Regions from separate parts of the Homo sapiens genome. Here region 1 is linked to region 2. A link is an interaction called in ENCODE POLR2A ChIA-PET data of the cell type or tissue named here. Cell type or tissue: Panc1. All regions are shown on one strand. Links, peaks and the distances in the headings refer to the core of each region. The heading gives the core; the rest is flanking DNA. Region 1 has its middle 69 kb from the start of SERTAD2. Region 2 overlaps LINC01800 (long intergenic non-protein coding RNA 1800).

Region 1 (12,481 bases), core at 3,515-8,514, 120 kb after region 2:
CGCGGTGGCTCACGCCTGTAATCCTAGCACTTTGGGGGGCCGAAGCAGGAGGATCACCTGAGGTCAGGAGTTCGACACCAGCCTGGCCAACATGGTGAAACCCCGCTTCTACTAAAAATACAAAAATTAGCTGGGCCTGGTGGCGTGTGTCTGTAGTCCCAGCTACTCGGGAGGCTGAGGCAGGAGAATCACTTGAACCTGGGAGGCGGAGGTTGCAGTGAGCCAAGATTGCACCACTGCACTCCAGCCTAGGCGACTGAGCAAGACTTCGTCTCAAAAAAAAAAAAAAAAAAAAATTTTGGGTGAAAGAAATGTATCTTACTGAATAAAGTAAAACAATCTAAAAGGGCTATTTATTTTGCATTTTATTGCATTAAATGGAAAAAATGTTTTGCCTTTAAACGATGATACTAAAATTACAGCAGGCTGAAGGAATAAAGTATATAGAATATTCTTTTTTTTTTTTTTTTTGAGACGGAGTCTCGCTCTGTCACCCAGGCTGGAGTGCAGTGGCGGGATCTCGGCTCACTGCAAGCTCCGCCTCCCGGGTTCACGCCATTCTCCTGCCTCAGCCTCCCAAGTAGCTGGGACTACAGGCGCCCGCCACTACGCCCGGCTAATTTTTTTGTATTTTTAGTAGAGACGGGGTTTCACCGTTTTAGCCGGGATGGTCTCGATCTCCTGACCTCGTGATCCGCCCGCCTCGGCCTCCCAAAGTGCTGGGATTACAGGCGTGAGCCACCGCGCCCGGCCTATAGAATATTCTTAAAGCCTCCATTTATGAAGAAACAAAGAAAACAAGTCACTGCCTTCTTACCATCTTTCTCTTTTTTCTGTGAGTGACAAAGAATAAGGAGCAACTAACAGCTGCCAGCCGAAGCCTCTCACTTCTGTTCTGCAGTTAAAGTCTCAAAGTCTGGGGCTGCTGTGAGCGTGGAGTGGTGCGTGCAGAGAGCGGCCCGTGCAATGCATTGTGCTGGCCTTGCTGGAGCTGCCCATGCAAGGAGCAGCCGTGCCGCACGTAAGCTACTCATGCAGGGAGCAGCCATGCAGGAGCTCAAGCAGAGGGCAGCCCTTGCAGTGCTGTGGGCACCTTGTGGAATGCAGTGCAGAAATCAGCCAGTGCAGCATGCATGCCAGTCCGGGTCTTCCCCAACACTGCCCTTGGGGAAACCCACACCTATTCTTACAGGAATGGCAGCAGGGGGTCTGCCCAAACCAAATTTAAGTTAAAAACAAAACAAAGCAAAACAATTCCTAAAGTGCCCCAGCTTATCATCTAACAGGCAATGGAGTTTCTCAGCACTGCCTGAGGTTGTTTGTAATTGTAAACTAATAGTAGTAAGGGCAGAGGCCAGATGTTAGATAACCGAAGTCAGTGGTAGACCAGCTGGAGAGCCACGCTGGGCTTAGATTTTAACTCTTAAGTTGTCTTGCTGTCCACTCCACACCTAGATATAATATGAGCAGAAAACAAAGAATTTCAATTTTAGTTCTTCGGGAAAACATTAGCTTTTTATTTTAATACTTCAGAGTTTGTTGAAAAAACCGTTTTTGGCAGGTTGGTACAAGGAATAATACCATCTGTATTTGTATGGTGCCTTGCAGTTTGTAAGTGCTCTCATGAGCATTATCCTATTTAACACCCACAGCCACAACCACCTTGTGAGGTATTGTCTCCCATTTTACAAATGAGGAAACAGACTTCTGAGAGTTTACAGCTTGTCCAAGGGCATACAGCTAGTAGTCATTAGAGCCATCCTGCTCCAGTATTCCCTCCACCATGCAACCAGCACTTTGATAGCATCTAGCTTCCTGTCTTCCCTGTCATTCTCATATTTACACAGAAAATCACCGTCTAAAAATCTTCCTCAGTGGCCATTCCATGTTACTCACAATAAGAACATATGTACCGTCAAAGGGTAGCTTCTTGATTGACTTTGAAGTCAATAATTGAATAAAAGAGGAGCCTTGTTATTTCTTACTTAGAACCATGCTGAATGAACCTTAGGGACCATTTGGTTCAAATATGTGTATATATCTAAATCTAGAGTAAAGCCCTTCATAAGGAAAGTGAAACTCCAGTTAATTGCAAAGACTAGGGCCCACTTCCTCAAACTCAGACCATTGTGTTCTTTCTGTTAAAGTACACCTCCTTCAACAGAGGTACAGTTCTTGTCTCAAGAGCTAATTTGACTTGAGATTCTAGCAGATATTCCTGAGTATCTACTCTGTGCAAAGCCCTGTGTGGAACCAGCTCTGGAGGACTTTTGGATCTAGTGGGAGAGACTTAATCCAGGAGAAAATGCACCTAGTGCTAAGTCTTCAGCCATTTAAAAGACTAAGAATGTCATAGATAATCCAAATTTGGTCTTGGTCATCTGGAAACATTTATGAAGAAGCCCTTTCTTATATGTTCTTATATGACCTCCTATTTGTAGAAAAATAGCAACTGTGGCCACTTTGGAACTTTTGGAATAATGCCACCCATCCCTGAGAAGCTGAAGTATAAGATTAAAAGCAAATCAAACTGTGATTGTTAGCACCAAGTTTCTCTTTAGGTCTTGCCCCTAAAAGTTTTAACTTAGAAAATCCCATATTACTCATATCTTATTATAAAAGCTCTGCTAATAACTTTGAACTCCTTAAAATACATTTTCAAAGAGCTGATGGTGAGCAAGCCACATGTTTCATGGCCTTCCCTCAGCACTGATCAGCCGACAACCTGGAGAGCCTTTCTGAATGCACCCCTGATAATTTGGGCTGTCTCCAAGTCAAGATGAATTGATAGGGAATGCAAAATTGATCAGAATAATTACAAGTGCCATTATATGAAAGAGATCACTTTGCCAATGAACACTCACAGAATGCCTTTACAGACCTAATTTGCACCAGAATTAAGTTTGTCTTTCTCAATAGTTGCTTCCCAAACTAAACAAACTGCATTGTATAAGTGGGTCAGTTTTCACAGTACTCTGCTTGAAATATTCAGATATACACAAAGGCAGCTGGATTGTAAATTTCAAGGGCAAACTAGTCTCCAATAAAGCAGGTATGGGAGGAAGCTGTGTTACATTCTTAGAGGGATGAGTTTCTCTTTAACTTATAAAAACGCATTCAGTATCCTGCTTGCTTTGCGTGGATCATACTTAGCTTCCATTTTTGCCTTTTAGTCAACCTCTTTTCATTTACTCAGGTTTCTGCCTCTCAGTCAGCAGTATTTGGCTATAATCAGGTGATTTTGCCCTCAGTTAGTTCTCCAGGGCCTAAGAACTCAATAGTATCGAATGGTTTTGGGTAGGGTATTTTTTTTTTTTTTTTTTGAGACGGAGTTTCGCTCTTGTTGCCCAGGTGCATGCAATGGTGTGATCTCGGCTCACTGCAACCTCCACCTCCCGGTATCAAGCAATTCTCCTGCCTCAGCCTCCCGAGAAGCTGGGATTACAGGCACCCACCACCATGCCCAGCTAATTTTTGTATTTTTAGTAGAGATCAGGCTGGTCTCGAACTCCTGACCTCAGGTGATCTGCCTGCATTGGCCTCCCAAAGTGCTAGGATTACAGGCGTGAACCATGCGCCTGGCCAATTTTGGGTTAGTTTTTAAAAAATAAAGACACTCTATTGATAAAGGATTGTGCAGTACCTAACTACCATAATGTGTCTCACTGGCTTTAAATCAGGCCAGAGACAGAAGTAAAATATTATAAATAGTGCATACATGAACTTTGCCAAAGAAGGTTTGAGGATTCCACCTCCACTTACCATGTTTACCCCAAAATATTTTTTATTTCATTATAGTAGTGAAGATGACAGTTGAATTTCAGCAATAATTTTTTTTTTTTTTTTTTGGACGGAGTTTTGCTCTGTCGCCAGGCTGGAGTGCAGTGGCACGATCTTGGCTCACTGCAACCTCCGCCTCCCAGGTTCAAGTGATTCTCCTGCCTCAGCCTCCCGAGTGTCTGGGACTACAGGCACGTGCCACCATGCCCAGCTAATTTTTATATTTTTAGTAGCGACGGAGTTTCACCATGTTGGCCAGGATGGTCTAGATCTCTTGATTTCATGATCCGCCCACCTTGGCCTCCCAAAGTGCTAGGATTACATGCGTGAGCCACCGCACCCGGCCGGCAATAATCTTTTTATATTTGTAGCTTTTAATGAATTGTTCCAGTTTTCCCTTTTCCATGATAAATGGAGTGTGGTGAGGACAGGGAGGTTCATGAATTTTAGGACAATAATGTGTTTATTATTTATTGGGATTGAAATTTTCAGTTCATCACTTCAGCCCCCAAGTCTTTAGACAAAAACAGGCGTTGCATATATATTTGATTGAAAGCATCAGAAGCCTATGAAAGTAACTTAGTGGAAAATGGGGACTTACTGGCTTACAGGATCTAGGAAAGAATTGGGCCACCAAACTGTGGGAAGAGCAGTAATGCAACTGGCCTCAGTAGGGCCAGAATTATCTCCATCTTTCATCTCTGCCTCTTTCTGCATGTTTATTCCATTCCTTCTCAGAGCAGACATTTCTCCGTATGGCTGGAAACATGGCCACCAGCAATTTATCCTATAGCTTCTGTTACTGAAAAGTTCTGTGACTGCCAAGTTAAAAAAAATTGTAAGCAAGTAACTCATGAGGTGAGGGTCACATAGAAATATGGTGACACGTGTGTTTGCCTATATGACTATAAGTGGCTGGGTGGCTATTTCCCTGGATAAGAGATAGTTGCTGGGCAGAAAATTACCCAGCATGTATGCTCAGTACAGTGTGCCCAACTAGTGCCTTTCAAATGTTTGGACAGAAACCCACAGTAAGAAATGTATTTTACATTGAGACACACATATAGACACAGGTTTGATTGAGAAAAATTTTCTTGAAACAATACTCATCCTTACTATGTACAAGGCATTCTGCTATTTTCTATTATATTCAAAGGTAGTTCATTTTTAAAAAATTCTGACTGTAACTCATCTAAATGATCTCATGACTCAGTGTATAATGATCTGTAGTTTGAAAAATACTGCACAAGACATTAAAAGTATCAGGTAAGTTCATGTGTCAGTAGATATTTGGGTATAGATATTTGTTGAGTCTTGAAGGAATAACTTACATTCTAGAAAGATACTAGGGACTCAAGGGTGACAAATATGTGACGTGAATGTCCTTCCCAGTTCCCACGGTGGAGATGGCAGCAGCTTTCCTACTGAGGAATGTTCTGGAGCCTCTCCTCAGCCCTTTATAAAGTCAAGCAAGTTAGAACAAGTGCCCTGTGCTATCAGCTTCCCTCCTCTTTGTTTTGGATTTACCTTTTGCTGAGAAATAGTGAAATTCTGTGGACCTAGAAAATGTCCGAAAGTGCTTTCAGTTCTCTCTTAAAACAAAACATCAATACAGCTTTCTTGAAAGCTTTATTGTGGCAGTATTCGTGATCATTGTGATATTGTAAAAGGATGGATGATATCTTTACCTATCCAGGAATCAGTTGAAAAACTCTGGCCAGGCGCAGTGGCTCACACGTGTAATCCCAGCACTTTGGGGGGCCGAGGTGGGCAGGTCACAAGGTCAGGAGATCGAGATCATCCTGGCTAACACGATGAAACCCCGTCTCTACTAAAAAATACAAAAAATTAGCCGGGTGTCGTGGCGGGCACCTGTAGTCCCAGGTACTCGGGAGGCTGAGGCAGGAGAATGGCGTGAACCTGGGAGGTGGAGCTTGCAGTGAGTTGAGATCGCGCCACTGCACTCCAGCCTGGGCGACAGAGTGAGACTCCGTCTCAAAAAAAAAAAAAAAAAAAAAGGCGGCGGGGTGGGGAACTCTAAGGTCTCCAGTTTTTAATTTTCTGTTGAAACATTTGAACCTATAACCTTCTGTCTCTTGAAGATTCAGATGGAAACTTAGTAACAGTAGTACAGGATGACTTCTGAATGTGACATGAAAATGCAGAGAAGAGTGGCAGAGTTCCTTGCCATAGTTGGAAGCCCAAAGAGATCCTTAATAACTAATAAGTAAGTAGTAGCAGGGATCTAACTATGAAATGCAAAGCAATACATTTCCTTGAAATGATACTCATCCTCACTATGTGCAAAGCATTCTGCTATTTTCTGTTATATTCAAAGGTAGTTTATATTTTAAAAATGCTGATTGTAGCCCACCTAAATGATTCCGTGACTCATTCTTCTAAAATAAAACTTTTAGAAAAAACTCTATATTAGGAATATAGAGTTAGGGATAGAGAAAGATTTCATAAACAAGACTGACCATTAAGGAAAAGACTGATAAGTTTGACTTCTGTTGACGAGCTTCTATTCACTCAAAGACAGATTGGGAAAAGTATGTAGAACACAAGAGACAAACGACCCATATTCAGAATATATAAATAACTACTGGTGGGAGTGTAGACTGGTACAACCATGTTTACCAGTGTCTCATACAGCTGGAGATAAGATACCCTGTGATCCAGCAGTTTTACTCCTAGGTTTATACCCTAAAGCAGCAGTTCCTCATACCTTTGATCTCACTTGACACTTGATCTCCTCTACACTTTTAAAAATTACTGAGGACCTCAAAGAACTTTTGTTTATATGGATAATATCTGTTGATATCTACCATAGTACAAAATGGAGACATTTAAAAATATTATTCATTTAAAAACCTATTATGTGTTAATATAAATAACAATTTTTGAAAGAAAAATACCATTTTACCAAAACATAAAAAAATTAGTAGAAAGAGTGGCATTGTTTTACAGTTTTGTAAATCAGTTTACTGTCTGGCTTAATAAAAGACAGCTGGATTGTCACATCTGCTTTTGCATTCAAGCAGTTGTGATGTGTTGTTTTGTTTGAAGCATATAAAGAAAATGTGGCCTCACACAGCTATGTAGTTTGGAAAAAGGAGGAGTATTTTCATAACCTTTTAAATAATTGTAGATATTCCTTTTTGATACTTAATTAAAACTTTGACAAATGGTAGTTTGAAAGGTTGGTGGCAGTGTGAAATCTGAATCCATATCAGTGAACTTTTAATATTTATTACATTAAAATATTTGGTTTACCTTGCATGCTGAGTAGGTTTTTACTTATGTATGATTTTGTAATATCATACATTGATTATTTGGAAACATTAGTTTACTGAGTTATGTAGATCTTTCCATTGTTGACACAGTTCATTATACAATATTAAAATATCACATTCTGTAACTTTACCACTGATCTCATTAGGAAAGTGTTTAGTAAAGCTATACTTTCAGGGATCATTTCTATAGCTTTTTACTAAAAAAGTATTTAAGTATTAGGAAACTGTCAAGCTCGTAGTGGCAGACATGTTTTCCAAAATTAATTTTCACTTGAAAGCCTGAATTTCACTGGCACCAACTGTCAGTTGGTTTCCAGCTTTATTTTTTTATTTAACTTTTTAATTTTTTAGATACAGGGACTTGCTCTGTCACCCAGGCTGGAGTGCAGTGGTGTGATCGTAGCTCACTGTAAACCTCAAACTCCTGGGCTCAGCCATCCTTCTGTCTCAGCCTCCTGAGTAGCTGGGACTACAGGCACACGCCATCACATTGAGCTAATTAAAAAAAATTTTTTTTGTAGAGACAGGGTCCCACTATGTTGCCAGGCTGGTCTTGTGCTTCTGACCTCAAGCGATCCTTCTGTGTCAGCCTCCCAAAACACTGGGATTACAAGTGTGAGACACCATATCCAGCCTGTCGGTTATTTTTCTTCAAGTGATAGGTTCACTTGTCTGCCAGATACTCACACTGGAATAACCATAGTTTGTCTGACTGTCATTCCTTCAGGTAGAAATGGTGTTCTGTGATAAAAGCAACTATGTCAGCTCAAAAGCAAACAACCGCCCCAGTGCTTTTTTCCTCCAGGCAAACTTCCTACCTCGGTGTGCGGCAGAAGGGCTTTGTGTGTGCTCTCCCATTTTGTCACACAGAATATTAAAAAGACATATATTCACGGGTAGAGATTTAAGTAATATTTCTTCTGCCTCACCAAGGACATTTTAAAGTGAAACTGGCATATTTTCTTTAGTGTGTAGAGGAGAGAAATACAATGACTGCTAGTACTGCCTTTGTTCATGCCAAGGCACTAGCAGTTCTTCCAGCCCAGATGTCAACAGTGACAGAGGCAAAGAATATCTTAGAACTAGAATGAAAATAGTTTTAACTTTGTGGACTCTCTGAAAGGGTCTGGAGATTCCCAGGGGTCCTGCTCCCCTCCCCACAAGACCACACTTTGGAAGCCCTAGGGCATGCCCAGCTCTTGTACACCGGGAGTATATGCACTCCAACGGGATGGGAAGCAGGGGCCCTGATCCAGGAGGGTGTGTGGCTGGGAGGGAGGGAGTTTTGCAGTACTGACCTGGGTAGGGGCATTTGTTCTAGACGATGTCAATCAGTCATTTATATTTATATACTTTTCTAAAAGTCTGTTATACTTTTAAGGTTTTTTAAAAATTAATTTTCTCACACAGCCTTGACTCTTAAGTTTTGTAAACTGCATTGTTAGCCTCTGGTTTTGTGATGCAGACGGTGTTGAGACGGAAAGAACCATTTCTGATACTTCCCTCTTTATGCTGTATGCAGGATTTATTTGTTGAACCTTTTCTGCTTTTTGGGCTGTGTTTCCTTTGGTTATATTTTAAGTGAGGTAGGAATTTAAGTACTCTTATGTGCAGTTTCCCCCTCATAGTTACTGACATGATTAAGGCAGTGAAAATTATGTAGAGTACTTTTTTTTTTTTTAAGACAGAGTCTTGCTCTGTTTGCCCAGGCTGGAGTGCAGCAGTACAATCTTGACTCACTGCAACCCCTGCCTCCTGGGTTCAAGCAGTTCTCCTGCCTCAGCCTCCCTAGTAGCTGGGATTACAGGTGCCTGCCACCATTCCCAGCTAATTTTTGTATTTTAGTAGGGACGGGGTTTCACCATGTTGGCCAGGCTGGTCTCTAACTCTTGACCTCAAGCAATCCACCTGCCTCAGCCTCTCAAAGTGCTGGGATTACAGGCGTGAGCCACCGCACCCGACTGGAGTACATTTTTAAAAAATCGGCAGCTTTATATTGTGCTTAGTTACTTGAGATTTAGCAACCTTACCATAGAAGCAATTCCCACCATCATTATTTTCTGGAAGGGGAACAAAATGAAGAGTGACGAGTAAGAACGCAAAGTGTAGAATAAAACCATTTCTAACTTGCTTAATAACTTTGCTGTTACTAAGTCATAAAACTATGGTGGCTTTGTAAGTAAAATAAAATATAGTAAGATTTTGGCCCTGCTGTATTAAATGGCTTATGGTCATGCCTTTAGAATTTTAGGAACACATTCGCTTCAGTTGTCTCATTTTCTCTCTTCAACGCTATGAATTAGGCATAACAGGTACTAATACTTCCATTTTATAGATAAGAAGATTGAGGCATAGAAAATATCAGTGACTTACATATAACTAATTCAGTAGCAAAGCCAGAACTAGTCTAGTTCATGACTCTTAGAATTTGCTTTTCCCACAAAGCTGGTTTAATTGTAAGCAATTCAGGATAGCCATCAAAATGAGGACCTTTTTGTCCCTGCCTCGTGGGTCATCATGCAGCAAGCCAAGCTCTCTTGTCTTTGGTCTGCCCTATATATGTGTTGGCATCATCTGCTGTGCTTCTTTACATTCTGAGACTTGAAATGAGAACATTTAGGAGACCACAAAGACTAAATTAAATTTCAGTTTTGTCTGTTAGAAATGGAGTCCGTTGAGGTGTGCATCTCTGCTACTAAGCATAGTTGTCAGCATGAACCCCGGTGCTATAAGTGAGAGGCATGTTAATTCTCCATTTATCAGCTGTCAAGATGACTGGAAAGCGGTGTAGTTGGGCTGTGGATAAAAGCGATTAACTTTGAGATGTACCTGATCTCCCAACAGGAATATCTTCCTGTTCCTTGTCATTGGTTCACCCACTCGGGGCCTGGGTGGTATGCAAGAGTGTATGCAGTAAGAGGAAAGAATTATTCTAGCTTGGTTGCAACAGATTAGCAAAGATTGCCCGGGCTCTGTTGTGTATGTGGGATGGCGTCCTCACAGAACTCACTCTGATTTAAATGGACACGTAAAATCCTTGCAAAAGCAGCTAAGAATATCTGGCAAAAGAATGAGGTAATTAGAAAATAAATTGAGGCTCTTTATATAGTTTGTCCAGGCTAATCTTTTTTAAAAAATAAGATTTACTTTTGTTGATGTTGGTGTCTCTGAATAAATAAAAACGTTTTTGAACATTATAGACCCTGTATTTCACAATACAGAATCCCGATTCAGTAAATACTTTTCTCACTAAATCCTGGCAGGATATTATTTGTAAGGCATAAGGTCTTAATCCAAGTGTTTCACAAGTGAAATATAACAGAAATCTAATAAATGAATCTGCTAATTGCAATTTTCCTGATGCATTTCAAATAGGGCAGTCTCTAATTATAAGCCTCCCCTACATACAAATGGCTGCTGCTCTTGCCCCAGTTTTCCCCATCTAACCAGGCCCAGATGCTGCTGCCACAGAAGGCATTGTCAGTGCTTGTAGAGAATGAGAGGGTCAGAGCAGAGGAAGGAGGAAAAGTTATGGAAACTGTAACCAGGGGAGCAGATCCCAGGAACAGAGCCCATCTGGACCTATTGTGGTGCTTTCCTGCCCTCTTGCTTGCTGTTGGAGTTTTTCTTATTTATCCTTGTCAAGTGCCACTGAACAGAGTAACAAGTTTAGGGTAACAAGCGTCTTCTTTAACATATGTCAAAAAGGTTAAGAGCATGAGCTTTGGAGTCTGACACTTCAGACTTGAAATTGGGCGTTACTACCTCCCAGTGGTGTGACCTTTGGGCAGGTTGGTTCACCTCGCCTGTCAAGTCTATTTTGTCTTCTGTGAATGGGGATGATTGTACCTACCTCCCAGGGTTACTCTAAGGATTAAATGAAGATCTGTATACATACAGTGTACATGACCCCATGCCAAAGACGTACTAAGCTCTTACTAGACAGTAGCTCTTAATGTATATGCAAACTGAAAGTTTTTAAATGATCTATATATCATAAATTATTTTTATGATTTATGTGCTTTATTTCAAATATCAACTAGAACTTTACTCCCTGGAGGCACTGACATTTTGAGAGGAGTGGGACAGTTGGGAACTTTTAGCATGGAGATGTTAGGGAAAAAGGCAGGTCAGGATGGGGAACTCAGGAGATTTATAACATCATATGGACCTGGGAAATGGGGAGGAGAATTCTAAAAAGTGGGAATGGGTGTATTCTTCCTGCAGCTGAACCACTTACTCATTGTTAGAACCCTAAATTCAGGCCTAGACTATTAATACTGTGCATTAAGGGGCCTGCCCTAGTCCCTCAAATGTGAATCTCTAAGGGGTGAGACTCAGAAGCACCTCAGGTAACTGATACACAGCCAGGGTGAGAAGCACTTGAACTATGTTTGAGTTAAGTTTACTAGTGAAGGCTAGCCTGGAAACCTGCCCATTCTGTCTTCTTTTTTTTTTTTTTTTTTTTGAGACGGAGTCTCGCTCTGTCACCCAGGCTGGAGTGCAGTGGCACGACCTCGGCTCACTGCATGCTCTGCCTCCCGGGTTCACGCCATTCTCCTGCCTCAGCCTCCCGAGTAGCTGGGAATACAGGCGCCCGCCACCACGCCTGGCTAATTTTTTTGTATTTTTAGTAGAGACGGGGTTTCACCGTGTTAGCCAGGATGGTCTTGAGCTCCTGACCTCGTGATCCGCCTGCCTCGGCCCCCAAAGTGCTGGGATTGCAGGCGTGAGCCACCGCGCCCGGCCCCATTCTATCTTCTAAACAAGTGCGAACTATACACGGACACACAGACACACAGACACCCACCCACCCACGCACACACACACGAATGTGCATATGCAGTTTTAACTTCACCAGAACAGTCTTTCTTTGATTCAGCAATCATAAGGAGTGCAGAATAAATGCTATTGTCAATGGTGGGGTAAAATTTATTCACAATTAAGTATAAAATTTCCGAGATTTTATGAATGCCAAATAGAGGTACAAATTAGGATGACAGTTCAGAGGAAGGACAAAACATTTCAGTGCTAGCAGGGAAGGCTTTTTGAAGGAAGTACCATTTGAACTGGATCCTAAAGGACAGCTAGGGTTTTGGACCGTAGGGGTGAAGCAGGGGAGAGATATTTCAGAGAGAGGGAATTGCAGGGAAAGACTTGGAAATGGCAAAGCCCAAGCCATATATACAGGAAGTAGTTCCTTGTGCTGGGTGATTGAAGCAGAGAGAATGTTAAGGAAAGAAATTCTAACTAAAAAGCGGGGACAATAGATGGACCAGATGGGAGAGACGTGAAGTTCATGCTAAGGAATATGGCAAGTTAACGTAGGTCTTGAGGAGGGTGATGTGGACAGAGCTGTCTTTTAGGAAGCTGAATGACAGTAAACTGAGGGGAGAGGACTGGAA
Region 2 (12,481 bases), core at 4,906-9,905:
TGAAGGATTGTGGCCACTTTTACAATCTACCACTGTAGCTACCAATAAGTTCTGTGTTTACAGTTTTTCAGCCATTTCCAAAAGGAATTATATTGATGTGTTAGTTGACAAGCCTACAATGAAAAGATAGATGGGAAAAGAAGACCATCAGACAGGTAAAGAAGATTGTCAAAGACCAATACCTTTGTTAATGCGCTTGCTCCCCCAACAGCCAACCCCTCGAAGGGTCCCTCCCTGACCCAGCCCTCCTCCTCCCTCCCCTTAATGTGAGATCCTCACTGGGCCTCAGCCCAGGGCTTGCGTCCTGCCCTCAGGGCATGAGCATCTGGTTGAGACTGTCTCCATCTTCTGGCGTAGCAGCTTTGGTCCCTTGTGAGCTACTCAACTCCTTGATGGAGTCATTTCAGAGTCTCTGGGAAAAATTGAAGCTCTCCTCCAAGAGTTGGGGGTGGGCTCCCCTGGTCTGGAATGTTCTTTCCCGTCTTATTTGGAAGTTAGAAAGTGGCTAGTAACATGGCCAGCGCCTGTGGGATCATCCTCTTCCTCAAGGTGGCTGGATATGTGGAGACAAGCACGAAGAAGTCCAGGCTCTGTCACGACGTTGCTGACTGGCTTCTGTCACATTTTCAGGTGAGGCAAATCTGTGTAGTGATTTCCTGTCAAGAATAGGAATGACATCCCCTCCTCCCTCTGATTGCACTACAAATGCCATCACACACGCAATGCACTCATGAGAACTCCATTGTTCTATTTCTTCAGCAGAGCAGACGCTGTTGGCTTCTCATCTTCACTCACACAACCCTCTTTTCCACAGGCATCTTTTAGCTAGAGGTGCGCGTGTGACACCACATGGACTGTGAGAAATAGTCAAGTTCAGCCTAGTGACGCTTCTGGCAAAGCTTGTTTTCCTGATTTTTAAAAAAGGAGTTGGGGGAGTGCCATGCCTTTTGTCCTTCCTCCCTCCTCCTGCCTGGAACATGGATGTGAGACCAGGAAGTACAGCAGCCATCTTGTGACCATGAGGACTAAAGGCCTGCGCTGAGGATGGTACAGTAAAATGAAAGAAGCAGCCTGGATGCCTGATGAGCAGCTGTGCCAGCCCCAGGGTCATGCAAATCAGTGTCAATCATTGTGGTTCTGGTTTTCTCCTATTTGTAGCCAAATAAATTCCTTACTGATATAGGCAGGGTCCTTGTTGGTTCCAAAAAAAAGTGGATTCACAGAAATATAACTGAGAGAACCATGAATTTCTAAAGAAGTCCTAGAAATAGATCAGTCAGAGAAGTTGTCCATTTCAGGCAGGGGTTTCTACTGTAAGTTGCTTGGATGGAAAATAAATCAGTGTTAAGGAGGTGAGAATGCCATCACTTGAATTGTATGACTATATCTTATTAAATCTCAGATGCCATCAGTTGTAAGGTATAGCATTATTTTACATATCACTATGAGAGAAGAAAATGCTCTCAAGACATATCACTGATTGTAAGATGCATCCACCTTGATTTCAGAGATTTTAAAATGTGAAAAAAGGGAGGGACATCTTAGGATCAGTGAAATATGGCACATATTTATTTGCTTCCTTGATTCCTGCCTGCTGTGCTCATTAGACCAGAGACACTGTCTGCCATGCTCTCTGCCAAGTCCTCCATACCTAGAATTGGGCCTGGCATAGAGTGGGGTCTATAAATATTGGTTAATTAATAAGTTAACTAATAAGTTCTAGTCCTTGCTTTTCCAATAACTTCCCATGCTACCCTGGCTGGAGAAAGCATTTCCCTTTCTCTGTACCTCATTTCTCCATAATCTAGTTCAACTGACCCTCACCAGAACTGAAGAAACAAAAAGCCCCAAATACATGCAAAGCGGACCTACACTCTGCATCACCATGGTGACGCCTCCCAGGGTCCCAGAGGGCAGGGAGGCCTCATCTTCCACCATCCCTAGAAATCTCTCTTTCCCCAGAGCCCAACTCCTTCTAAAGCTCTGTGGTTAACCCTTTCCAGGCAAGCCTTTTCCAACACTCTGTTAGGGTTACTAAATGTGCTCCCTACAAATGGACTAGGGCCAAGGAATTATGCAAGATCCTTCAAGCAAAGAGATGGTATTTTGTAACTTCCCTGAGTTTCTCCAGGAAGATGAAATGCACAACATATTTTAGAATAATATCAACCTACATATGTCAGAGAGGTAGTCTTGTCTGACCAAAGCCCTTGAGCTGGTGAGGGGCGGGGTTCCAGGTGCCCCTTCTGCTGCACTAGCATTGTATTCAGAAGTAATAAAGATGATGGCTTTCATGTAATGAGTGACGAACCCTTTGCATATATTCCTTCATTGAGTCTTCAACAGAAACTTATGGGGTAGGAAGTATCTTTATCCCCATTTTACAAGTGGGGAAACTGAGGCATATAGCTGTTAAGTAGGTGGCAGAGCCTGGCCTCGAAGTCAGGTGGGGTAGCACCAGAGTTTATGCTCTTAACCACTATGCTCTATTGCCTTATAACTGCCTTACACTGGGTACCTAGTTCATCCCAGGCTCTGTGCTTGGCATTGAGGCACAGACAAAAATAAAGCCTAGTTTCTACTCTGGAAGAGTTCATGCTCTAATGGAAAAGACAGACCTGCTGGCAGAGATGGTCATGAAGTGTCACAGGAACACAAAAGAAAGAAAAAAAAAGGCCCATGCCTGTAGGCAATCAAGGAAGGGTTCACAGAGGAGGTGCCTTTGAGTGGGCCATTGAAGGGAAAGTAGGAGTTTGCTACATAGACAATGGAGGGAAGGGCATCCCAGAGAGCAGAAGCTTCTTGGAGGCTCTGGGGAGGAGGAAGACACAGAGGAGCTGACAGAAAGCAGGACTGGAAATTAGGGAAGGGGCCCCATGAGGAGGGAGTTTGCCTGCCTTGGTCAGGGAATCTGAGAAGGGTTTAAACAGTGGAGGAATACGCTTGCCTTGCATTTTTGAAAGAGTTCTCAGGTAGTTGCATAGGGAGTGATTGTGGTGAGGAGAAAGAACTGCATTTGAGTGGATGGCAAACTTCATGTTTCCCCTCTGTGAGTGACATTGTGAAGAGGAGAAGAAAAGTGTAGACAGATATGGAGATTAGCATGCGTTTTTTTGTTTGTTTGTTTGTATGTTTTTGTTTGGGTTTTTTTTTAAGACAGGGTCTCACTCTGTTACCCAAGCTGGAGTGCAGTGGTGCAATCATGGCTCACTGCAGCCTCGACCTCCTGGGCCCAAATGATCCTCCCACCTCAGCCTCCCAAGTAACTGGGACTACAGGTGTGTGCCACCATACCCGGCTAATTTTTTAATTTTTTTGTAGAGATGAGGTCTCCCTATTTTGCCCAGGCTGGTCTTGAATTCCTGAGCTCAAGCAATCCTCCTGCCTCGGCCTCCTAAAGTGCTGAGATTACGGGCATGTAATCTGCCACTGCACCTGGCCAAAACTAGCATGTATTAAAACATATATTTGGCTTCAAGCATAGGAAAGGATGAACATCCACACCTACAGAACTCTCTCAACCTGAATAGGCTTTTTTTTTTTTTTTTAACTGCTCTTTGTGGAGTAGGGTTACCCCATAGGTAGTGTGCCCTAGCCCCATGTGTTCGTGTGCATTGACTTGAGGGCTCTGGCAGGGTTTCTACTCCCTCTTCTAAAACACCATCTCTCTGATGCCTGAAATTCCACTTTCAGAAATTATTCCTATAGGGTAAGTGCTGATCTCTCTTTTCCAGAATTTCTCTTATTTTTTCCAAAATGGTTTTTTTACTTATGTTTTAAATTTCCAAAGTGACATGGCCTTCTTATAGAAAAAGAATGCATTAAAACATAATTGGAAGTGTCTGTTATTTCCTCCCAACTCTGGCTTAGACTCTGAGCATCCCTCAATACCCATTCTCCATTCTTTGTTTTGGTGGAAGGACCCTGATTATATTCTGGGTGACAATGTGTCTTGCTAAAAAAAAACCCTTCATTTCTCAGACTTTCTTAGAGCTAAGTGTGCACAACCTATGTGACTAGGTCCTAGCAATGAGACAAGTGCAAGTGTTCTGGGGGCTTCATGGGAGATGACAGCAGGGAGTGGAGGAGCTTTTGTCTTTCTTTCCTCCTTCCAGCCTGCAACTCCATGTGATGTAACGACTGGAACTTCAGCAGCCATCTTGGATCATGAGGTGACCTTGAGGATAGAAGCTGCATACCCAGATAGTGATCAAGGGGCCACTGTACCAGTCCTGGACTGCTCGCCTCTTATATGAGAAAGAAAAAAATTTATGTTTATATATATATAAAATATAATATGTAAGTTATATTATATTTATATATTATACTTAATAAAATATGTAAGTTTATTATTTATATAATATATAAACATATATATTATATAATATATAATATATAAACATATATATTATATAATATATAATATATAAACATATATATTATATAATATATAATATATAAACATATATATTATATAATATATAATATATAAACATATATATTATATAATATATAATATATAAACATATATATTATATAATATATAATATATAAACATATATATTATATAATATATAATATATAAACATATATATTATATAATATATAATATATAAACATATATAATATAATAATATATGTTATATATAATATATAAACATATATAATAAACATATATATAATATATATTATATATTATATGTTTATATATTATACATATAATATATGTTTATATATTGTACGTACAATATATGTTTATATATTGTACGTATAATATATGTTTATATATTGTACGTATAATATATGTTTATATATTGTACGTATAATATATGTTTATTGTACGTATAATATATGTTTATATATTGTACGTATAATATATGTTTATATATTGTACGTATAATATATGTTTATATATTGTACGTATAATATATGTTTATATATTGTACGTATAATATATGTTTATATATTGTACGTATAATATATGTTTATATATTGTACGTATAATATATGTTTATATATTGTACGTATAATATATGTTTATATATTGTACGTATAATATATGTTTATATATTGTACGTACAATATATGTTTATATATTGTACGTATAATATATGTTTATATATTATATATAATATATGTTTATATATTACATATGTTTATATTTTATATATATTTATATTATATATGTTTATATTATATATATTTATATTATATACTTTTATATATTATATATATTATATGTTTATATATTATATAAAATATATGTTTATATATTATATATAAAATATGTTTATATATTATATATAAAATATATGTTTATATATTATATATAAAATATGTTTATATATTATATATAAAATATGTTTATATATTATATATAAAATATATGTTTATATATTATATATTATATGTTACATATAATATATAATATATGTTTATATATTATATATTATATGTAACATATAATATATAAAATATATGTTTATATATTATATATTATATGTTACATATAATATGTTTATATGTTACATATAATATATGTTTATATGTTACATATAATATATGTTTATATGTTACATATAATATATGTTTATATGTTACATATAATATATGTTTATATGTTAGAGAGAGAGAGAGAGAGAGAGATGGAGTTTCACTCTTGTCACCCAGGCTGGAGTGCAGTGGCGGAGTCTCTGCTCACTGCAACCTCCGTCTCCTGGGTTCAAGCAATTCTCTGGCCTCAGCCTCCCGAGTAGCTGTGATTACAGGGGCCTGCCACCACACCCGGCTGATTTTTGTATTTTTGTATTTTTAGTAGAAATGGAGTTTCACCATGTTGGCCAGGCTTGTCTCAAACTCCTGACCTCAGGTGATCCACCCACCTCAGCCTCCCAAAGTGCTGGGATTACAGGCATGAGCCACCACACCCGGCCAGAAATTTGTATTTTTAAGCTGCTATTGTTTTGAATATTCTGCCACATGCAGCTCAACAAATCCTGCGTAATACACCAAACATCCTGGTCTTTAAGAGAAACTAACTGGCCCAATAGTAGCAGCACCATGACTGACTGAGCCAGATATGGTCAACTGACCCCAGTGGAATCATCTGTAGGCTACATGAAGCCAGATCCTCCCTCTCAGGAACTGGAGGCCACAGAAAGTCTAGCTAGTTGGTGCTAGACTTGAAAGTCACATAGTCACGAGGTGCGGGGGCCACCATTTTAGGGCAGCCATTTTATGAGACCATGTGCAAGCTGACAGCTGAGTGAAGAGAGCTGTCTGCTGAGAGAAAAGATTGAGGTGGACGCAGGTAGCAGAGATGAGAAACGTAACAGATCCCTAACATAACCTAACATACAGTCCTGTGATTTCCTTTTTCATTTTCTAGGTTCCCCTTTAAGTAATGCATACACCAATAATACTTTAGGATAAATTACTTTTGTCATCTTCCCAAGTGGAGGAAGTAAAGGAGGAGACAGACAGGTAATATGAGGTTCAGGGGAGAGGATGCCAAAGGGATGGGAAGTGGCTCTGGCAAGTCTGCCCTCACAGCACCTGAGCCCAGCCCAGCATGTAGAACACTCTCCCTACTTTTGGGTCTGCAGGGGCTGGCTATAAAATTCCTGGAGAGATTTGTTCCAGAGCACGGGGTTTAACACAGAAGGTCAAGAATTAGCTGGAAGTATGGTATCTTCAGAGCAGGATCTGTGGCCCATACTTGATTCTGCAAAAATTCAAGATGCTTATATTTTGCTCTAAGAGACTGTGGTTTCTTTATTCTGTTGCACCAAAAACTTGCCACATCACACTTGAGTTGTTTCTTCCTCTTTCTCATATCCTAGGCAATAAACTGTTAACTAATATGAATAAAAACTCAGCTTTCTTAGTTACCTACCTAAACGAGTAGCCCCTGAAAAAGCTTTCAGAAAGGGCATCAGAAACACCTATACCCTCAAAGAGCCTCCAAAATCAAGTGCCAATGCCACTTTATTTACTTGAACTTATCTATACTGTTAAATAAAAATTGCAGGAGGCCATTGTTTTGGACTAAGCTCCTGCACTAGGCCCCAACAGACAAGACTAAAAATAGAGTCACGCTGGCTGGGCGCGGTGGCTCACACCTGTAATCCCAGCACTTTGGGAGGCTGAGGCGGGCAGATCACCTGAGGTCAAGAGTTCCAGACCAGCCTGACCAACATGGAGAAATCTCATCTCTACAAGCTGGGCGTGGTGGTGCATGCTTGTAATCCCAGCTACTTGGGAGACTGAGGCAGGAGAATCACTTGAACCCAGGAAGCGGAGGCTGCAGTGAGCTGAGAGTGTGCCGTTGCACTCCAACCTGGGCAACAAGAACGAAACTCCGTCTCAAAAAAAAAAAAAATTAGAGTCACGCATGCCAAAATTCCATTTCACCAGACTAAAACTAAGTTATCTGACCTTCTGAGAAATAAGGTAACAGCCAATTTTCCAAACAGGCCAGTTTCAATCTTCAGTTGGCACGATAATGAAGTTTCCTCTGCCTTAATCCTTACATGCAAAAGTTAGCCCGAAGTAACACAAGGTTCACTGATCAGTGATTTTTCTACTCTTCCATCTCCCTGTCCCGCCTTACAAGGCAAGTAACTTTGAAATGATCAATCTGCTTTTTGTTCTTTGTTTTTGCTTTCTTCAGCCTTTTCTGTCTGTAAAGCCAGCCTCTTCTCCTCAGTTCATTGGACACTTATTCTGTTTTATGGAACGAAGTGTTGCCCAATTTTAGAATTGCAACAAAGCTTGTTGAGATCTTTAAACTAAATTTGTTGTAATTTTGTCTTTTACGATACTCTTTCTCATGCCACAAGGGATCTAAGGGGGGTTCTGATCTCATGTGTCATCAGTATCATCCTCCAAGCATGTATTAAACATTGGCTACATGCAGAGGGCTAGAAATAGAACAATGGCTAACATGAATGGAACACTTACTGTGGGCCAGGCATTGTGCTAAGTGATTTACCTACATTAGTCTGTAAGAGGCACTACCGTGTTTCATTGAATCAACAATACCAACAATTGTGAGTTACACCACTATGTATTAAGAAAGAAAAAGGAATCTGTCAATTAACTGGAGCATGAAATACCAGTCAGGATATGCTAGACTGTGCTGTCAAAACACAGAACCCCAATCTCAATGGCTAAAGAAGAAAGGTTTATGCTTCTGTTCAATGCCCACCAGCTGCAGCTCAGCTCTACATCCTCTTTACTGTGGGACAGGGCCCACGAAACAGCCTCCATCTGGAACTTTGCTGGCTGCTGACGTGGATGAAAAGGAGCATGAGCTGAACGACAGTTGCCTTTGAAAGTGCAGCCCGGATGTGATAGATGTTGCTTGCTTCACACTCCATTGGCCAGGACAAGTCATATGGCCACCCTGGCTCAGGAGGTGGAGTGTGGGCTTCTCTGGCAGGGCACTCCTAGAGGCACTACAGTCGATCTAGGAGTGGGAATACACCATCTCCTACCCCCATATCAACTGTAAGACATAGCCCAATTTCAGAGAGATTAAGATGCAAAAAGCTGCACATCCTAGAATTGATGAAATACACGATATCATCCCCAGTACACAGGTGAGGAATGGAGGCTTAGGTGGGTCATAAAATGTGCTTGAGATCTTAGAGCGGCAGAGCTGGGGCTTCAACCCAGGTGTCACTAACTCCACTTTAAACCACCCAACTTCCCAGGTGTGGCCTAAATGAGTCCTTGAGTCCTTACCAAAATAGTAGGATCTGTCAGGTCCTGGGGAATTACTCTCTATTTATTTGTAATTTTTTTTTTTTTTTTGGAGATGGAGACCTGCTCTGTCACCCAGGCTAGAGTGCAGTGGCATGATCTCAGCTCACTGCAACCTCTGCTCCTCAGGTTCAAGCAATTCTTCTGCCTCAGCCTCCCAAGTAGCTGGGATTACAGGCTCCCACCACCACGCCCAGCTAATCTTTTTGTACTTTTAGTAGAGATGGGGTTTCTCCATGTTGGCCAGGCTGATCTCGAACTCCTGAGCTCAGGTGATCCACCCGCCTCAGCCTCCCAAAGTGCTGGGATTACAGGCGTGAGCCACAGCACCTGGCCAGTAATTTTTTTTTAAACCTCTTTTATTCAAAGATGCATTGAGTCAGCACTGTGTTAGGTACAACACTAAAGGCTAAGACTCTAGTTCTCCTAAATAAAATGCCCCAGGTCAGCCAGGGGCCAGAAGGAAAGATCCACAGAGGTCAGTCATTAGCTGTGGAGCAAAAGGAGTGTGCTCAGAGGGTAAGATACACGTGACCTCTTCCCATACTGGGCTGGCCCTGGTCATAAATTGTCCCGTAAAGAGATGACTATTTAGTCAGAGGCCTGGTGGGTGCAGTTTGAGTGCCAAGAAGCAAGTGAGCTGGCCGTTGGAATGTGAGTGTGGGTGGGTGGGAGGGGGAAGTGGCCACTGGCTTCCACTGAGTCACAGAGGGCTGGGTGCGGAGGCAGCTGGGCTCCACCTTGGCGCAGCAGGAAGGAGAAGGGCAGGAAGAGCAGAGGCTCTTCTGGGGTGGGGTGGGGCGCGGAGGGGAGGAGGGCGGGCTCAGGGCACAGCAGATCCAGGCTGCAAGCAGGCCTTTGGCATAAACACTGCCCAGGGAAAAGCACCCAGGATCCAGGTGGCCACCCAGAAGGCCCCTTCTTGGGTGTAAATTGGGGTTGCCGTGAGAACATCCAGAACCCCTGCTTTTATCAGGTGTGAAATTCAGAAGCTGCTGGATGGAGTGTCAAATACAGGTCCCAAGAAGTAGAGATTTGGGGTCCTTTAGTTGCCACTCCTCCTCCCAGAGTAAGAGTCTCAACATATTAACAATGGGGAGCACAGTGATGTGGCTCACACCTGTAATCCCAAGCTACTTGGGAGCTGAGGTAGGCGGATGGCTTGAGGCCAGGAGTTTGAGGTTGCAGTGAGCTATGATCACACCATTGCACTTCCAGCCTGGGTGACAGAGGGAGGTGTTGATTCTAAAAAAAAAAAAAAAAAAAATGGGGAAGAATAAGAAAAGCCGAGGGTTAGCGGGAAGAAGAGGAGAGTAGAATGGGTTGGAGGGGAATGTGGACAAAATGTAAACATTAACTAAAGCCTGCTCCAGGATGGCATCCCTGGGTACCTACAGCATAGTCTGAGTGTGCAGTGCCAGTTCTGCTTTATATAATAAATGGAGAGGAAGTGTGCTGGAGGCCTGTGTGTGCGTCCGGGGACCGTCAGTGTGGGCTCCTGCTAAACCCAGAAGTCAGGCAGAAGCCAAAGCTCCCAGGAACCCCTGGAGAGCAGATTCACCCAGGGCACTCTGCCCAGCTTGCTCCCAGCCTCCACATGCACTCCCGACCGTCAGACCCACCCTCCAGGGCTGTCATGTCCCTAGAGCCTGCTTCCTTTTCCTTTCCCTTTCCTCCCTTTCCCTTCTTTTCTTTTCTTTTTTTTCTTTTTTTTTTTTTTTTTTTGAGATGGAATCTCGCTCTCTTTGCCCAGGCTGGAGTGCAGTGGCGCGATCTCAACTCTCTGCAACCTCTGCCTCCCCGGTTCAAGTGATCCTCCTGCCTCAGTCTCCTGAGTAGCTGGGATTACAGGCACCCACCACCACACCCGGCTAATTTTTGTGTTTTTAGTAGAGACAGGGTTTCACCATGTTGATCAGGCTGTTCACGAACTCCTGACTTCAAGTGATCCACCCACCTCAGCCTCCCAAAGTGCTGGGGTTACAGGCGCCCACCACACCCGGCTAATTTTTCTTTTTTTAGTAGAGACAGGGTTTCACCATGTTGGCCAGGCTGTTCACGAACTCCTGACTTCAAGTGATCCACCCACCTCAGCCTCCCAAACTGCTGGGATTACAGGCGTGAGTCACAATGCCCAGCCCCTAGAGCCTTCTTTCACGTCGTCGTCTTCGCCCTGGATGCTCTCTCTCCTCCACAACCTTCAAGGCCATCCTCCTGAATCACTTCAGCTGCCGCTGAATAAGTGCAGTGTGCTCATTGCTCAGGGCTCCTCTGCCTACACAGGTGGGGACAGGACCCACCCTAGCTAAAAGGAAAAGGGAGGGACTATATTGTCTCATGTAACTGCTCTGAGGAAAGTGCCACACTAGAGCTGGCCCTGGGGAGCCCTGGCAGGCCAGCGACTTAAACTCTATCTGTCCATCTGTCCCTGCCTGGCTTTCTTCAGCATGGTTTTCTCTTTCTTTCTCTCAAGCTGGCTGCCCACTAAGGCCAGAATATGGCCTTGGGGCACTCCTAGTTCTCCCCTTACAACCTTGTAACCAATGGAAGCCACTTTTCCTCTCCTGGCTGATGGCTTTAGAGGTAACATCTCAGCGAGGGACTCTGGCTTAGCCTGAACCACGCTTGTACCCCAGGGGCCAGGGTGGTGAAGTCTGAGTAGAATTTGGAGGGGGTGGTGCCGGGAAGACCAGGGCAGTCTGAGGCACACGTTATGATGTCATATCATTTGCTAGTTGTTGCAGGTGTTAGTTAACTTCAGGGCCTCAATTACCCTTCTGAATGCCTCAAAATAGGGGACTCTCTCCTATGCTTGTTTTGGTGCCCAGTAAGCAGGCCCTCAATAAATGTTTGCTGACTGGTTGATTAACCATTAGACAAACAGGCCTGCCCAGGACGGCTAATCCCTCAAAATAAACACTTGTGAAACTCAGAGTTGATCCCGAATCCTGGGGATCTTTCAGGCTCTTTGTAAATCTAGTATTATCCAGGGAACGGCAGACCTCTGGAGGCTGAGCTGCCTTTAAGAATAAAAACCTCTCCTCTCCCTCCCCTCCCACTCCTCCCAGGACAGAGAAGGGCGACTTTTGCAGGGAGGGCACCTTCCAAGGATCTTTGCTCATTTCCCTCCCCACCAGGGATCCCTACCTTAAAGGTTGGGATAACAATTGCCTATGATGGGGATGGAGCAACAGCACTCGCCCAGCAGAGATGATACTAAACGTGCATCTTAGAAGACAGTCAATGGGTTATCGTACGTCATTTAACCTGTCCGTTTGAGGGTGGTCATTTATGTGCCTTTCAGCTTTTTGTCATCTCTCTTGTCTCCCACTTGGACATCCCAGGGTTGCCCAGCAGCGCCTCTGTGTTTCAGAGCCAGACTCCCTCCCATCCTTCCTCTGGACTTTTTCTCCTGAGAGCCAGTCTGCAGCTTCAAAAGCGGGTGGTTATACTCACTCCTCAGTCTGTGAGCATTTATTGATTAACCTGCCAGTCAGCAAGTACTTAGTGAGCATCCGTTGTGTGCATCAGTCATTGTGTTGGGAGTGGAGAGGACCCCTGAGAAGTGTAAAACAGGATCCGCTCTCAAGGAGCTGCAACTACGCAGGGAGATGCCTGAAGAGAGATGATCCTGGGCTGGAAGGTCTTGAAGCTTCTCTGGGGCATTAATATAATGTGGTTATAGACTAAGCAATTGGGTTTGGGTCAGCGCCTG

What was found. Peaks named below come from ENCODE experiments on the same cell type or tissue, not always from the same donor. Only the 100,000 strongest peaks of a DNase experiment are listed, where the experiment ranks them.
Region 1: POLR2A ChIA-PET joins it to region 2 with 11 read pairs; 6 of 35 experiments call an interaction of 5 or more read pairs at or near these places.

The regions. Positions count from the first base shown.
Region 1 is chr2:64,716,822-64,729,302 of GRCh38, reverse strand. No RefSeq gene overlaps it. Among named protein-coding and RNA genes, the nearest start is that of SERTAD2, 69 kb to the right of the region's middle. In Panc1, for the core only: no CTCF peak of the experiment used is centred there; no DNase peak of the experiment used is centred there; H3K4me3 peaks cover 478 bases; H3K27ac peaks cover 1,106 bases.
Region 2 is chr2:64,835,946-64,848,426 of GRCh38, reverse strand. LINC01800 (long intergenic non-protein coding RNA 1800) reads left to right here. Exons shown (of 5, transcript NR_110224.1): 3 at 64-155; 4 at 550-630; 5 at 815-2,297. Among named protein-coding and RNA genes, the nearest start is that of LINC01800, 21 kb to the left of the region's middle. RefSeq lists enhancers at 8,256-8,305, 8,882-10,081. In Panc1, for the core only: no CTCF peak of the experiment used is centred there; a DNase peak (open chromatin) is centred at 9,456; H3K27ac peaks cover 1,042 bases.